2 separate regions of the Homo sapiens genome follow, and region 1 is linked to region 2. A link is a contact called in ENCODE Hi-C or POLR2A ChIA-PET data. All regions are on one chromosome and are shown on one strand. Each heading gives the region's core, a stretch centred on a gene start or an enhancer-like site at or near the end of the contact. The rest is flanking DNA. Distances are from core to core; before and after follow the strand shown. Region 1 overlaps SAMD8 (sterile alpha motif domain containing 8). Region 2 overlaps ADK (adenosine kinase).

Region 1 (7,019 bases), core at 49-2,548, 580 kb after region 2:
GAGAATCGCTTGGACCCCAGGGTCGGACATTGTGGTGAGCTGAGATAAGAAAGCCTTTTCTTTCCTTAGAAACAAACTGGAAAAGTTACTTTCTGTAGGATAGAAACTCTTCCAAGGACATTCTTTGGTCACATGTTTAGATGGAAGAAATTTTCTCTGCTTTGAGGAGGCCCATTAAAAAAGAGATTATTGGCCGGGCACGGTGGCTCATGCCTGTAATCCCAGCACTTTGGGAGGGCAAGGCAGGCGGATCACGAGGTCAGGAGATTGAGACCATCCTGGCTAACACGGTGAAACCCTGTCTCTACTAAAAATACAAAATATTAGCTGGGCATGGTGGCGGGTGCCTGTAGTCCCAGCTAACTTGGGAGGCTGAGGCAGGAGAATGGCATGAACCCAGGAGGCAGAGCTTGCAGTGAGCCGAGATTGTGCCACTGCACTCCAGCCTGGGCGACAGAGTGAGACTCTGTCTCAAAAAAAAAAAAAAAAGATTATTAGCCAGGCACAGTGGCACATGCCTGTAACCCCAGTACTTTAGGAGGCTGAGGTGGGAGGATTGCTTGAGCCCAGGTGTTCAAGACCAGCCTGGGAAACATGAGGAGACCCTGTCTCTACAAAAAATTTAAAGATTAACCAGGTGTGGTGGCACATGCCTATAGTCCCAGCTTCTCAGGAGGCTGAGGTGGGAGGATTGCTTGAGCCCAGGAGGTCAAGGTTGCAGTGAGCTGTGATTGTGCCACTGCACTCCAGCGTGGGGTGACAGAGCCAGACCCTGTCTCCAAAAAAAAAAAAAAAAAAAAAGAAAGATTATTTTGTACAACATGTACATATAGTCTGTGTGGTTTACTTCAGATGGTATGGGAAGTTGCTAAATTGGAAAGTGTGTCTTGGCACTTTCACCAAAAAATATAGACGAAAGAATTTATTTACTTTCATTTTATTTACTTTTACTGCTTCTTGTGGAGCAGGGCTAACTCACAGGCAGTGTACCCAGAGTCAGCCAGGAAAAATTTTTTAATTAAAAAAAGGAAGCCTGGGGGGCTCCTTTCCTAGTTTAATGGGCAGGAAGAATTAGTGGATTTAAGTAAAAAACAAGGCATTGTAAACAAAAAATTTAAAGATAAAATTAGTAGATATTGCATAAGAGCTCCTGAGGGGCTTTTTAAAAAACTGTAGATATGTGAGCTTTTGAGATTGCTTAAAAAAAAAAAAAATTGTAGCTTCTGCTCTCCATTGTCTTTGGAACACTGGAGAGAGGAACAAGGGTAGTTGCTTGAGGTTTTGACCTTTCTCCTCACCAGGAAGTGCTTGAGGTAAACCACAGTGATGAGCTTTAGGTCCTAAGCAGCAGTTATTTCAGTGTTCTGAAGGTGAAAAGAAAGGTTGGTGGTTACTATTCTTATCATACTTTTAGGCCACATTGAGCCATATTCTCTCCCATTTTGTCCTGTTTTGCAGCAATATTTTAAATTCTGGATTGCTTAAAACCAGAGGTGGTTTTAAAACATGTGTATCATTGCTGCTTTCTGGTTAACTTTGCCTCACAAGATCTCATGAACTTGAATTTATCTACTCTTCAAAACTGGAGTTTACCTTACAGGAAACCTTGGTAGGTTTAACAAAGCATAGAGGTAACCCGTTAAATCCAAGTGTTAATGTTTACTTAGTCAAAGAAAGTGTTTCTCAAAGTGTTTGTACCACTTTCATTAGAATCACCTGGGTGCTTGTTAAAATGCAGATTCCTAGGTTCCATCTCAGGAGTGCACACTAATGCTTGAAACATACCTAGCCTTGTGTTCAGTGCTTTCTCTGAGGGTGGGAGGATCATTTCAAAAATATGTGATGTATGGTCCCTGTCCTCAGGAATATTAGTCCAACAGTACTGGTGTTGTCACAGTGCAGTTCATGATTACCCAAGTGACAGTTACTCAGAATTTTTATTTGATATATACTTGATATAAACATTTTTTTTAAAACATAGTGTTTTATAGCTTAAGTTTAAGTTAAGAGAAGTTAGAATGAGTATTCGATAGCTACTATCATTAACTAATTTACAGTGGGTTTTTTTGTTTTGTTTGAGATAGGGTCTTGCCCTGTCACCCAGGCTAGAGCACAGTGACATGATCATGGCTCACTGCATCCTTGACCTCCTAGGCTCAATCAGTCCTCTCCCCTCAGCCTAGGACTGCAGATACACACCAACATGCCTGACTAATTTTTTATAGACAAGATGTTACTGTGTTGCCCAGGCTGGTCTCAAGCGATCCTCCTTCCTGCCTTGGTCTCCCAAAGTTCTGGGATTATAGACATGAGCCACTGCACCTAGCCTACAGTGTTATTAATGAGCAAAAAATTCCCTGGAATCACAGGTGTTTAACTTTACCTCCTTTTTTTGTTTTTTATTTTTATTTTTTGAGACAAGTCTCATTCTGTAACCCAAGCTAGAGTGCAGTGGCACAATCATAGCTTGCTGCAGCCTCCAACTCCCAGGCCCAAGCAACCCTCCCACCTCAGCCTCTCAAGTAGCTGGGATCACAGGTGTGCACCACCACATCCAGCTCATTTTTAAATTATTTGTAGAGATGAGGTCTGGTTATGTTGCCCAAGCTGTTGTCAAACTTTTGGACTCAAGCAATCCTCCCACCTTGGCCTCCCAAAGGGCTGCAATTACAAGCATGAGCCACCATCCTCGGCCAACTTTATCTCTTATAAATAATTTAAGAGCAATTTTCAGTAATAGGACTAACACCAGGCTTACTTGTCTTCTGTCTTGTATAACTCTTTTACTTTCTTTTAGCCATATTTTCTTTTTTTTTGAGACGGAGTTTCACTATTGTTGCCCAGGCTGGAGTGCAATGGCGCAGTCTTGGCTCACTGCAACCTCCACCTCCCGGGTTCAAGTGATTCTCCTGCCTCAGCCTCTCAAGTAGCTGGGATTACAGGCACACACCACCACGCCTGGACTCTTAGCCATATTTTCTTATCAGTGAAATGATGCTCTTAGAATCTAATTTAGGTCTGTATTGTTCATTATGGCAAAATTTAAATTAACTAAAATGAAATAAAATTTAAAACTCAGTTCCTCAGTCATACTGGCCACATTTCAAGTCCGTAAGATCCACATAGTATATAAATAGCTTCTTGGACAGTATATGGAACATTTCCGTCATTGCAGAGAATTCTGTTGGACAACGATGCTTTTGATGGTCTTTAAGATTTCTGTCCTCTTCAAAGAGTCTAGTGATTTTTCTGTTTGCTCTTCCTTGAAGTAAATATTTGATGCCTGGGGTTTTTTGGTTTGTTTTCTTCTGATCTTTCCCCCTTTTTGGTTGATCTGTTACAGGTCAATACTTCTGCGAAGGCTCTGTAGTCTGATGGGAACTGTATTCTTGCTTCGCTGCTTTACCATGTTTGTGACCTCCCTCTCCGTGCCAGGACAACACCTGCAGTGTACTGGAAAGGTAGCCTGCTACCTTCTTTATCATTCTTGTTTTTGGTGGGTTGATGGCACACTATATGCAATAGGGCTAAGATTTTGCTTATAGTATTAAAATGTGCTTTTTAGTATCTGCAATGTCTATAAAAAAAACTATAGAAATAATTTGGTAAAAGTCTTAAGCCAGATTCTACCTCTCTCTTATTTCTGTTGAAACTCGTTCTATGCTATGGAGCTATAGAAAACAAGTTTCTTTCGGCCGGGCGCAGTGGCTCATGCCTGTAATCCCAGCACTTTGGGAGGCCGAGGCGGGCGGATCATGAGGTCAGAAGTTCAAGACCAGCTGGGCCAAGATGGTGAAACTCCGTCTCTACTAAAAATACAAAAATTAGTTGGGCGTGGTGGTGGGCACTTGTAATCCCAGCTACTCAGGAGGCTGAGGCAGAGAATTGCTTGAACCCGGGAGGTGGAGGTTGCAATGAGCTGAGATCGTGCCACTGCACTCCAGCCTGGGCAACAGAGCGAGACTCCATCTCAAAAAAAAAAAAAAAAAAAAAAAAGTTTTTATTTTGGCCGGGCGCAGTGGCTCATGCCTGTAATCCCAGCACTTTGGGAGGCCAAGGTGGGTGGATCACGAGGTCAGGAGTTTGAGACCAGCCTGGCCAAGATGGTTAAACCCCATCTCTACTAAAAATACAAAAATTAGCCAGGTGCAGTGGTGGACGCCTGTAATCCCAGCTACTCGGGAGGCTGAGGTTCAATCGCTTGAACCTGGGAGGCGGAGGTTGTAGTGAGCCGAGATCGCACCACTGCACTCTAGCCTGGGCAACAGAGCAAGACTCTGTCTCAAAAACAAAGAAAGAAAGAAAGAAAGAAAGAAAACAATTTTCTTTCAATTATCATTTTCCCTTTCCCACCATCCTTAGCATTTTAAAAGTTTCTCATATGGCATGCTCTGGTTCCTTCACTGTCCTCCTCACTCCTTTAAAAATGTTGCCGGCCAGGTGCAGTGGCTCACGCCTGTAATCCCAGCACTTTGGGAGGCCAAGGCGGGTGGATCACCTGAGGTCAGGAGTTAAAGACCCAGCGTGGCCAACATGGTGCAGTCTACTAAAAATACAGAAAATTACCTGGTCGTGGTGACGGGCACCTGTAATCCCAGGTACTCGGAAGGCTGAGGCATGAGAGTCACTTGAACCCAGGAGGCGGAGGTTGCAGTGAGCCAAGATGGCACCATTGTACTCCAGCCTGGGCAACAAGAGTGAATCTGCATCTCAAAACAAAACAAACAAACAAACAAAAAGAAAGTTGCAGTTTGACGACATACTCAGCACTCTAAACTTTACTCTTTCTGAGATAAACAAAATAATGGCTGACTTTTGGTTTTCATTTTATATTTTGTGGATTTGTTTTGGTGTACTGTAGACATCTCTTCTCATTAAACAGAAGAAATTATGCAGATGGGAACAAAATAAGACTGTTAAAATCGCCTGTACTTTATATACAAAATTGGCTAAAATCTGTATACAAATTTGCAAAGAATTTTGTCCAAATTATATACAAATTTGGACAAAAGAACTCTACTTTTCTAGGCCTCTATGCTTTAATTCTGTGTTCTCACATATTCAAATAAATGTATGTGTTAACACCTTTGTAATTATTTTAATGTTGTTTGTAACAGCATTCACGTTCACTTCTTGTACTGCAATATCATAGCTGAAATGCCAACAAGGGAAGATTAAGCAGCCAAAGGAGATCAAGAGCTAAAAATATACCCCTGAGCTGAAGGGTGACAAAACTTTCTCCTGGTATTAGGAAGGCTTAGACTGACCAGTAAGAAAGGGGGAAGGGTTGATATGACACAGGATTTCATGTAAAGGAAATGTTTTATTTTTAAGGTAAAAGCTGTTTTGAGGTCTTTTTTTCTTTTTCCAAAAAGGAAAAGTAATTTTTTCAAATTATAAAATTATATGTTTATTATAAAAATTCAAATTATATAGAAATGTATATATTAAAAAGTAAAAATTCACCTGATTCTTTTTTACCACACCCTATAAATAATACAGTTAACAGTTGTGTGTATAGCCACACAGACCATTTTTAAGCATACTTACACACTCATATAAGTTTTTTTGGGTTTTTTTTTTTTTTTTTTTTTGAGGTGGAGTCTTTCCCAGTCGCCCAGGCTGGAGTAGTGTGGCACAGTCTTGGCTCACTGCAACCTCCTCTTCCCAAGTTCAAGCCATTCTCCTGCCTCAGCCTCCCGAGTAGCTGGGACCATCACACCTGGCTATTTTTTGTATTTTTAGTAGAGATGGGGTTTCTCCATGTTGGCCAGGCTGGTCTCGAACTCCTGACCTCAGGTGATCCACCCGCCTTGGCCTCCCAAAGTGTTGGGATTACAGGTGTGAGCCACAGCGCCTGGCCCTCATATAAGTTTTCATAGATACTTTTGAAACAAGGTAGGATTATATTGCAAACATTGTTCTTTAACCTAGTTTTCCTTTTCTTTCTTTCTTTCTTTTTCTTTTTTTTTTTTTTTTTTTTTTTTGAGATGGAGTCTCGCTGTGTCACTCAGGCGGGAGTGCAGTGGCACAATCTCGGCTCACTGCAAACTCTGCCTCCCAGGTTCATGCCATTCTCCTGCCTCAGCCTCCCGAGTAGCTGGGACTACAGGCGCCCGCCACCATGCATGGCTAATTTTTTTGTATTTTTAGTAGAGACGGGGTTTCACTGTGTTAGCCAGGATGGTCTCGATCTCCTGACCTCATGATCCGCCCGCCTTGGCCTCCCAAAGTGCTGAGATTACAGGCGTGAGCCATCGCGCCCAGCCTCTTTAGCCTATTTTTCATTTAATAGTATGTTGTTTACTTTTTTCTGAAGAAGTACATGTGGTCATATTCATCTTTTTAACAGTATTCCATTGTGGATACCAGGCTCCAAATGATGTACATTTTGGTTGTTTCAAAATTTTAGTATTTATAAACAGTGCTATAGTAAACATTCTTGTACATTGTGCTTTTGCACTTACTCAGTTATCTCCTTAAGATAAATTATTGCAAGTAAAATTATAGAATTAAAGGACATGCACATTAAAAAATATAATATGGGCTAGACAAGGTGGCTCATGCCTGTAATCCCAGCACTTTGGGAGTCCAAGGTGGGCGGATCACTTGAGGCCAGGAGTTCAAGACCAGGCTGGCCAACATGATGAAACCCCATCTCTACTAAAAATACAAATAATTAGCTGGGCATGGTGGCGGGCACCTGTAATCCCAGCTACTCGGGAGGCTGAGGCAGAAGAATCACTTGAACCTGGGAGGCAGAGGCTGCAGTGAGCTGAGATCACACCACTGCACTCCAGCCTGGGTGACAGAGCGAGACTCCATCTCAAAAAAAAAAAAAAAAGTGGTATGTGTTGCTGAAATACACACTTGAAAAGATGAGTTTTTCACTACTGCCAACATGTATGCGTGTCAGCTTTCTCACCCTCTTGCCAGCAGTGCCATTCTGATTGATGAAAGGTAATATCTAATGCTTTTATGTTCTTATTTTTTTATATTTTACATGTTTAATTTATTTT
Region 2 (6,625 bases), core at 376-2,875:
ATTTCTCCTAGAGCGAGGGCTCAGAGAGAGAAGGCTTGTGATCAAGAAGATGAACAAAACATACCATCACTTTTGTCATATATTTGTTAAAGCAAGTCACTAGGTCTAGAGCACATTCAAGGGGAGGAGAATGTACAAGGATTTGAATACCAGGTTCAAGGATCATTGAAAACCATTTTGAAGACTGCCTCCTACACATATAATCCACAGATGGGACAGATCATTAAAGTACTCTAGGTGCTCTGACACTCATTTGTTTATCCTGAGATCTTAACAAGAACTTGAATTCAATAGGCAAAATGATTTCAGTTTCACATAAAGTATTTCATTTATTCCTAGCAACAATGCAACGAAATAGGTATGGTTAACCCCAATGTTATTGATGAAGAAATTGATGTACTGAGTGACTGGCTCAAGATTACATAGCAAATAATTTGTAAAACTGGGACCTTAGTGTAGGCCTTTTGATTCTAGACCCTGTACTCTTTCCATTGGCTATAATTGCTTCCTACCAGTACTATGTTGCACTTAAAGCCATTCAAGGAGAATATTATACCTCTAAATTTATATACAATTATATGAATTTTTATTATACAGAGATTTTTATACATATATGTAGAGAAAGACAGACACCCCCCTGTCTTAATCTCTAACCTATACCACTCCGTTTAGGAGTTATAGTATTATTGAGTCAAAGTCTAATATCATTATAAGGCCTGTAACAGCTGTAGCAATGACACACATGTACACAGATGCTAGCAGCCTAAAACTACACTTAGGAGGTAAATGTTTGTTGCATGGAGAGATGAAGAAGCAAAGTAAGAAAACAGACCTGGTCTGGTGGCTCCATTCCCCCTTGGCTTGTCAGTATACAGAAATCATTGTGTTTCTATATAACTAGTAACAAATAATTGGAATTGCAGTGAGTATGGGCAAGTTATGGTTTTAGTTTAATATTGATTATAGATAATTCTACTTTATAAGTAAGAACTTGTGTTATCAGATGAAATATAGAGAAAGTTTTCTCCTCCATAGTTGTCTTTCATATACGCAAACATGCACTTGAGTTTCTTTCCTTTCCTGCATAATCTGAGGATTGTGCTTTTTAATAGTGGCTTGCTGATCCCTTTAAATAGCTCTTAATGTAAGTATTCCATAGTTTTCATTAATCTGATTAACATAGTTTTTCCCTAACCTCCATTCAAAAACTATATTTGGTTGTTGTTTTACCCTGGTTGCTGAAGCAGCAAGCCTACTGCAAAACCTAAGTGGTGTGGTATAGATGAGAGTCTAAGACTTTAATTATATGTCATTTTATTCACAACACTCAATTCCAGGAAGGAAAAAATGGGTCTGTTTTTGTAAAGGACATATTATGTGAGTATCATTCATTGTAAACCAAAAATGATACTGTATTATAGCATAGACAACAATGAGAACTGATTCTGAAAATGTGACCTGACTGAGAAACTGAGTAATAGTGAAAGTTATCAAAATGGAAAAAAAGCGTTAATGTGAAATCCAGCCTTCTCAGAAATACTCTTTCCTGGCCTGTTTAGTTTTGCTTTTGTTGCTTGTCATGCATGAATGAAAGTGCTGTACTCTCAGGGGAGCAGGAAAGCCTCTGTGTCGGTTGTTTATTTCCTTAATCCCTCCTCCTTTGTGATTTTTGATGTCAGATCTAAAATGGAAAGCCTGTAAATATAATGATTATCACACGGATAATCACCTGCATTAGGAACCGCCCTGCTTTTCTATTCTAACCCGAGCTGTTCTCCACATGTCACATCCACTCTGTGGTTGGATTTTAACCTGACTGCTTCATTAGATTTGTGAAACTCAGTACGAGGCGCCCTGGGGCAGCACAGATGGGGACTTGCTTGTTTTCTTTTCTCACTTTTACTGCAAAGGCACACTAAAAAGTCCTTTTCAATTTAGTGCGATCAGTTCACTTGGAATTATCTCTGATATTTGGAACCTGTCTTGCTCTTCTGCCCACCAACTATGCCTATTCTTTCTTCCTTACTTTCTGACCTAATGTCTTTTCTTTCTGCCTCTGCATGTCATGAATCTGACAACTAAAATTCTGCTTACAATTCTTACTGGGTCAAACTGTTCCCCCGTGTTGTTTTGTTTGTTTTGCTGACAGGGAAAAATAAATGTTGTTCCATCATTGTACCTACAAACACCTTCAGATCAGAGGTTAGCTGTGGGAAAGTCTGCAGTGATATGAGCCAGCTGCCTTCTCTAATGGAGTGACTTGGGGCACCAGTCCAAGATCAGAGGAAGGTGGGAGGAAGTCAGAAGATAAGATCATTTTAAGCCACAGAACAACAAGCTTAGCTTTTCTAGTGATAGGGCACAGCTCAGCAAACCTGTGTGAGGGGGCACTAAGACAAAAAATTGAGTTGACTTTTTTTAAGTACATCTTTCCTCAGTCAGAAATATGTTGATGCTTGAAATAGTTTACAGACATGGAAGTGTCCTAGGGCCTGGTTTCCTTAAAAGATAATGATTTGACATTTATATATGTGTCTTCTTGCAGTTAGTCAGCTCCATACCATAACAGATCACAGTTAATTTTTAAAAATAATTTTTTTGGGCTGGGCATAGTAACTCATACCTGTAATCCCAGAACTTTGGAAGGCCAAGGCAGGTGGATCACCTGAGGTCAGGAGTTCGAGACCAGCCTGATCAATATGGTGAAACCCCCATCTCTGCTAAAAATACAAAATTAGCTGGGCATGGTGGCACACACCTGTAGTTCCAGCTACTCGGGAGGCTGAGGCAGGAGAATACCTTTAACCCAGGAGGCGGAGGTTGCAATGAGCTGAGATCGCACCACTGCACTCCAGCCAGGGCTACAAGAGCAAAGCTCTGTCTCAAAAAAAAAAAAAAATATATATGTATATATATACACACACACATATTTATATACACATATATATACATATACACACACATAAATTTTTTACAGTTAATTTCTTATATTTGAGCAAAACTGGACATTAAAAAAATTTTACTGTATGTGAATTTTGAGCATTTATGGCTTAGTGCAATTTTAGTCCTACACATTCTTCCTTTGAACTTTGTCTTACAGTCCCCTGGGGTTCTCTCATGTCTCTGATGAAGTTCCATATAAATAAGTGGTTCTAGTATAGCTTTTTTGTTGTCTTTTTCATATAAGAATTTGCTTGGTTCAGAGTGACAGCTTGGGAAGCACTACATCAATAGCTTTTGAACCTTTTCCTATTCCTTGATATCACCGCCAGCAAATGTTACTGACTATGTGATGTACAAAGTTCTAACCTTGCTTGCACAAATTGACCAGTTGTCAAGATCAATATTTATTTGCTTATTTTTGTCTACATGAACTAAGGGTAACTTGGTCAGGCTTATGTTTCTCTAGTAAATAGCGTAAGGAGTTGTACTTTCAACTTAACACTTCCTGTTGACTTCAGTGTTTAGCTGTAATCATACATTTTGACCTTTCTAAATCCTCAAAATGGTTCTCTAACCTATATGTTATTAGTACATTGGACCATAGGTGCATACATGTATTTTTTTCCCAATGTTTTCCCAAATTTCTGCTGAAGACACTGACTGTACTTTCTGCCTTACATGGCTTGATGCTACAGTCGTTTTAGTTGAGTTGGATCTGCTCACTACTCAGGCTCAAATCCCATCCTTCTATTAATATCTCTTGGCAAAGATAATTTTGGAAGAATGTGAGTTAAGATGTAGAGACTCTTGACAGTTGTCTGCAGTTTTTTTTTTTTTTCATTTTCAAGAGGGAAGTAGAGTTGAAAAGTAATATTGCCTCCCTTTTCTATCTGTCCTAAAATTAAAGTATAAGCACAAAGAGTGAAGAAAGGGAAAGGATTTGATTACACATATGTATTTTTGTCATTTAGTAACCTGTTATAAGAGCCTTAGGGTATATAATAATCATTAGATTGTGTCCTTAAGATATTTAAAATCTAGAAGAACTTTGCATATTAAAATTTTTTAACCATACATATTTTTAATGCTCAACTGTTTTTACCCTGTCATCTTATATTAAAGAGGATTTTTGGACTGTTTATTATAAAAAATTTCAAACAAAAAAGGAGACATTGGACCCCTACATAGCACATACATCTAGATTTAACACTTGTTAACATTTTGCCACTTTTGCTTCATTTTAATTTTTTTCTGCAGTATTCTAAAATAAATTACATATATCATGACATTTCATTTCTAAATACCTCAGGATTCATCTTAAGAATTAAGGACTTTTAAAATCAAACTGATAATTCCTAATATTACCTAATTTTCATTTCAGATTCAAATTTCTCCCCTTGTCCCAAAAATGTCTTTTATAGCTGGTTTGTATAAACCAATTAAGGTTTATACATTGTTCTTGGTCATTTTCCCTTTTCTACTTTACATTACATTGACTTGTTAAAAACATTAAGCTAGTTGTCCTACAGAATGTCCTACCCTATGAATGTTTTCAGTTGCTTTCTCTGTGTATACTTTAACTTGTTCCCCTATCCTCTGTATTTCTTATAGACTGCAAGTTACTGGACTAAAGTTTTGATTAATTCATATTAAAGTATTTAGGTTAGAATACTTTATAGGTGATGGTGTGAACTTCACACTGCATCACAACAGAAGGCAAAGAATATTTGGTGATCCCACTATTAGTGATGATAAGTGATAGCATCGATCACTGGGTTAAAGTGATGACAGCTTGATCCTTCCATTATAAAGTTATGCTTTGCTCCCGTGACCAGCATATAATCTGAGATACTTTGATTCCATGGAAATACCCAGTTCCCTATCATCCTTTTTACCCAATGAGTTTAACATCTACTGAGGATCCTTGCCTGCATAAATTTCGTTATGAGGATTGCAAAAAGATGATTTTTCTGAATTTATACATTTATTAGCAGGCATTCTTCTCTACATAAGAGCTTTTTGAGAGGTATTGTTTTAATTAAAAACACAACCACCAGCATATTCCTTGGATTGTCTTTCTTTGCTGAGGTCAGAACACCTGAACTCACTGTGGCAGCTACAGTAAAAACATGTACTACATCTTCTTTATTCCAACTTGTGAAGTGTGTTGACATTAGGCTGCCTTTTTTTATTATTATTATTCCAAGGGAAAAAAGAAATCTTTATTGCTGTAAGAATAAAAATTGAACTATGTGGGTATATTGAGATAATTGTGTAAAGAAGAAGACTGAATGAGTTTCAAAAAATGGATTATTTCTTCATTACCGAGCACTTTATAATTAACTGTTCTTTTTTTTTTTTATTTCAGGAAGCTGCCACTTTTGCTAGAGAGCAAGGCTTTGAGGTGAGTTAACCCACAATTGCACACTAAACAGATCCTAAAGGTTTTTTCTAGCTGATAATGAAGTTCTTTTGGACAGTGATTGATGTGCTATTATACTCTCAGAGCCTCGCAGCAGTTGCCATGGAAACTTGGCAGTCGTCATGGTTTCTTTGTTCTGCCAGCACAGTGTTATGACGCACTCTGCTAGGTCTGCACCCAACATCGCCTACAGATGTTATTTATTGAATTTTGAAAAGCCTCTTGGGAAGCCAAGAGGTTGGGCACGGTTTCAAGCTGCCTCTGCAGATATGGGGCCTGTCAGTTTGTTCAGTTAAAAAGCTACCTCATTAGCTGCATTACATTTCATAAGGATTCACTGCTAAAGCAGTGGTGGAACAAGACTAAATAATGAAATATAATGTCGTTTAAATAATTTCAGCCCTATCACATGTAGATTATCATTATGCAAATTAATTTCTAAAAGGTTGTACTTAACAGTTGTTAGGAACTGATTAATTTAAATCCTGCTTTTATAAACTTACTCTTTGAACCTATCTTTTCTTCTCTCTCCCTCTTTTTTTCTGGGGAGACGGAGGTAGCATAAAATATACATACATTTTCTGAAATAAAATATCAATAATTGGATTTAATTTCTAGGTCCTAATTCTGTTTTTCTGATATAAGTGTTATCCTGTCAAGATTCAAAACTCCATGTGGTTGTTGTTGGCAAAACTGAGATAACCGTGTTTTTTATCTGTATAATACCCCTCTTCCAACTGATTGTTAGAAAACACTGACTAATATGAACCCAGGTTAACTGACAGAGAATTAACTAAGTTGGAGTTGTTTATGACTATGATATTTATTGAGTGAACTATGTAGAATGCTGTGTTCTTACAGCAACTTAAAGTGTTACAGGGTAGTAATTTTTAAAAATTTAATCTAACCACAGCCGAAATGTAGGAACTTTCTTTTTATTTGCATATTCAGTATTGTCTATCAAACAGGGAAGAGGTGAGTGGTGATTGAATAGTATCAGTAAGGACTAGTAAGCTCACTTTGAACTCTAGAGAAAGATATTATATGAGTTTGTGAAACTCTTTTTAAATGTAGTAAAGGCAGATTATCAAGCAGCAAAGTAATACATGTTCATGTTATTCATGTCATCAGACTTGACAAACGAGACATAGAGCTTCCTCTTCATAGAGGAAAGACAAGGAACATGTGATACAGATATTCTGTTCTGAAGATCCTATAAAAGAACTACTCCAGAGTAGGGAAACTTGCTTCTTTGTACTC

The links. Hi-C counts contacts between places; a loop is a spot of excess contacts on that map. ChIA-PET counts read pairs that join two places held with the same protein, here RNA polymerase II (POLR2A). Pooled maps may share reads with other maps.
Region 1: a loop to region 2 is called in a pooled map, with 6 times the contacts of the local background. The contact joins two enhancer-like sites. A Hi-C loop is called at or near these places in 3 of 50 pooled maps. POLR2A ChIA-PET finds 5 or more read pairs at or near these places in 2 of 52 experiments (OCI-LY7 and T-cell).

What each region holds. Positions count from the first base shown.
Region 1 is chr10:75,165,198-75,172,216 of GRCh38, forward strand. It overlaps SAMD8 (sterile alpha motif domain containing 8), which reads left to right. Exons shown (of 6, transcript NM_001174156.2): 4 at 3,344-3,461. Among named protein-coding and RNA genes, the nearest start is that of VDAC2, 42 kb to the right of the region's middle. Within about 2 kb of position 1,299, at least 5 of the 41 ENCODE cell types and tissues checked have a DNase peak (open chromatin) inside an H3K27ac peak, as active enhancers do; they include OCI-LY7, where a contact is called at or near this core.
Region 2 is chr10:74,583,971-74,590,595 of GRCh38, forward strand. ADK (adenosine kinase) reads left to right here. Exons shown (of 11, transcript NM_006721.4): 8 at 5,312-5,347. LOC124902457 (a long non-coding RNA gene) reads left to right here and starts at 5,354. Exons shown (of 2, transcript XR_007062199.1): 1 at 5,354-6,625. RefSeq lists an enhancer at 1,554-1,723. Within about 2 kb of position 1,626, at least 13 of the 41 ENCODE cell types and tissues checked have a DNase peak (open chromatin) inside an H3K27ac peak, as active enhancers do; they include OCI-LY7, where a contact is called at or near this core.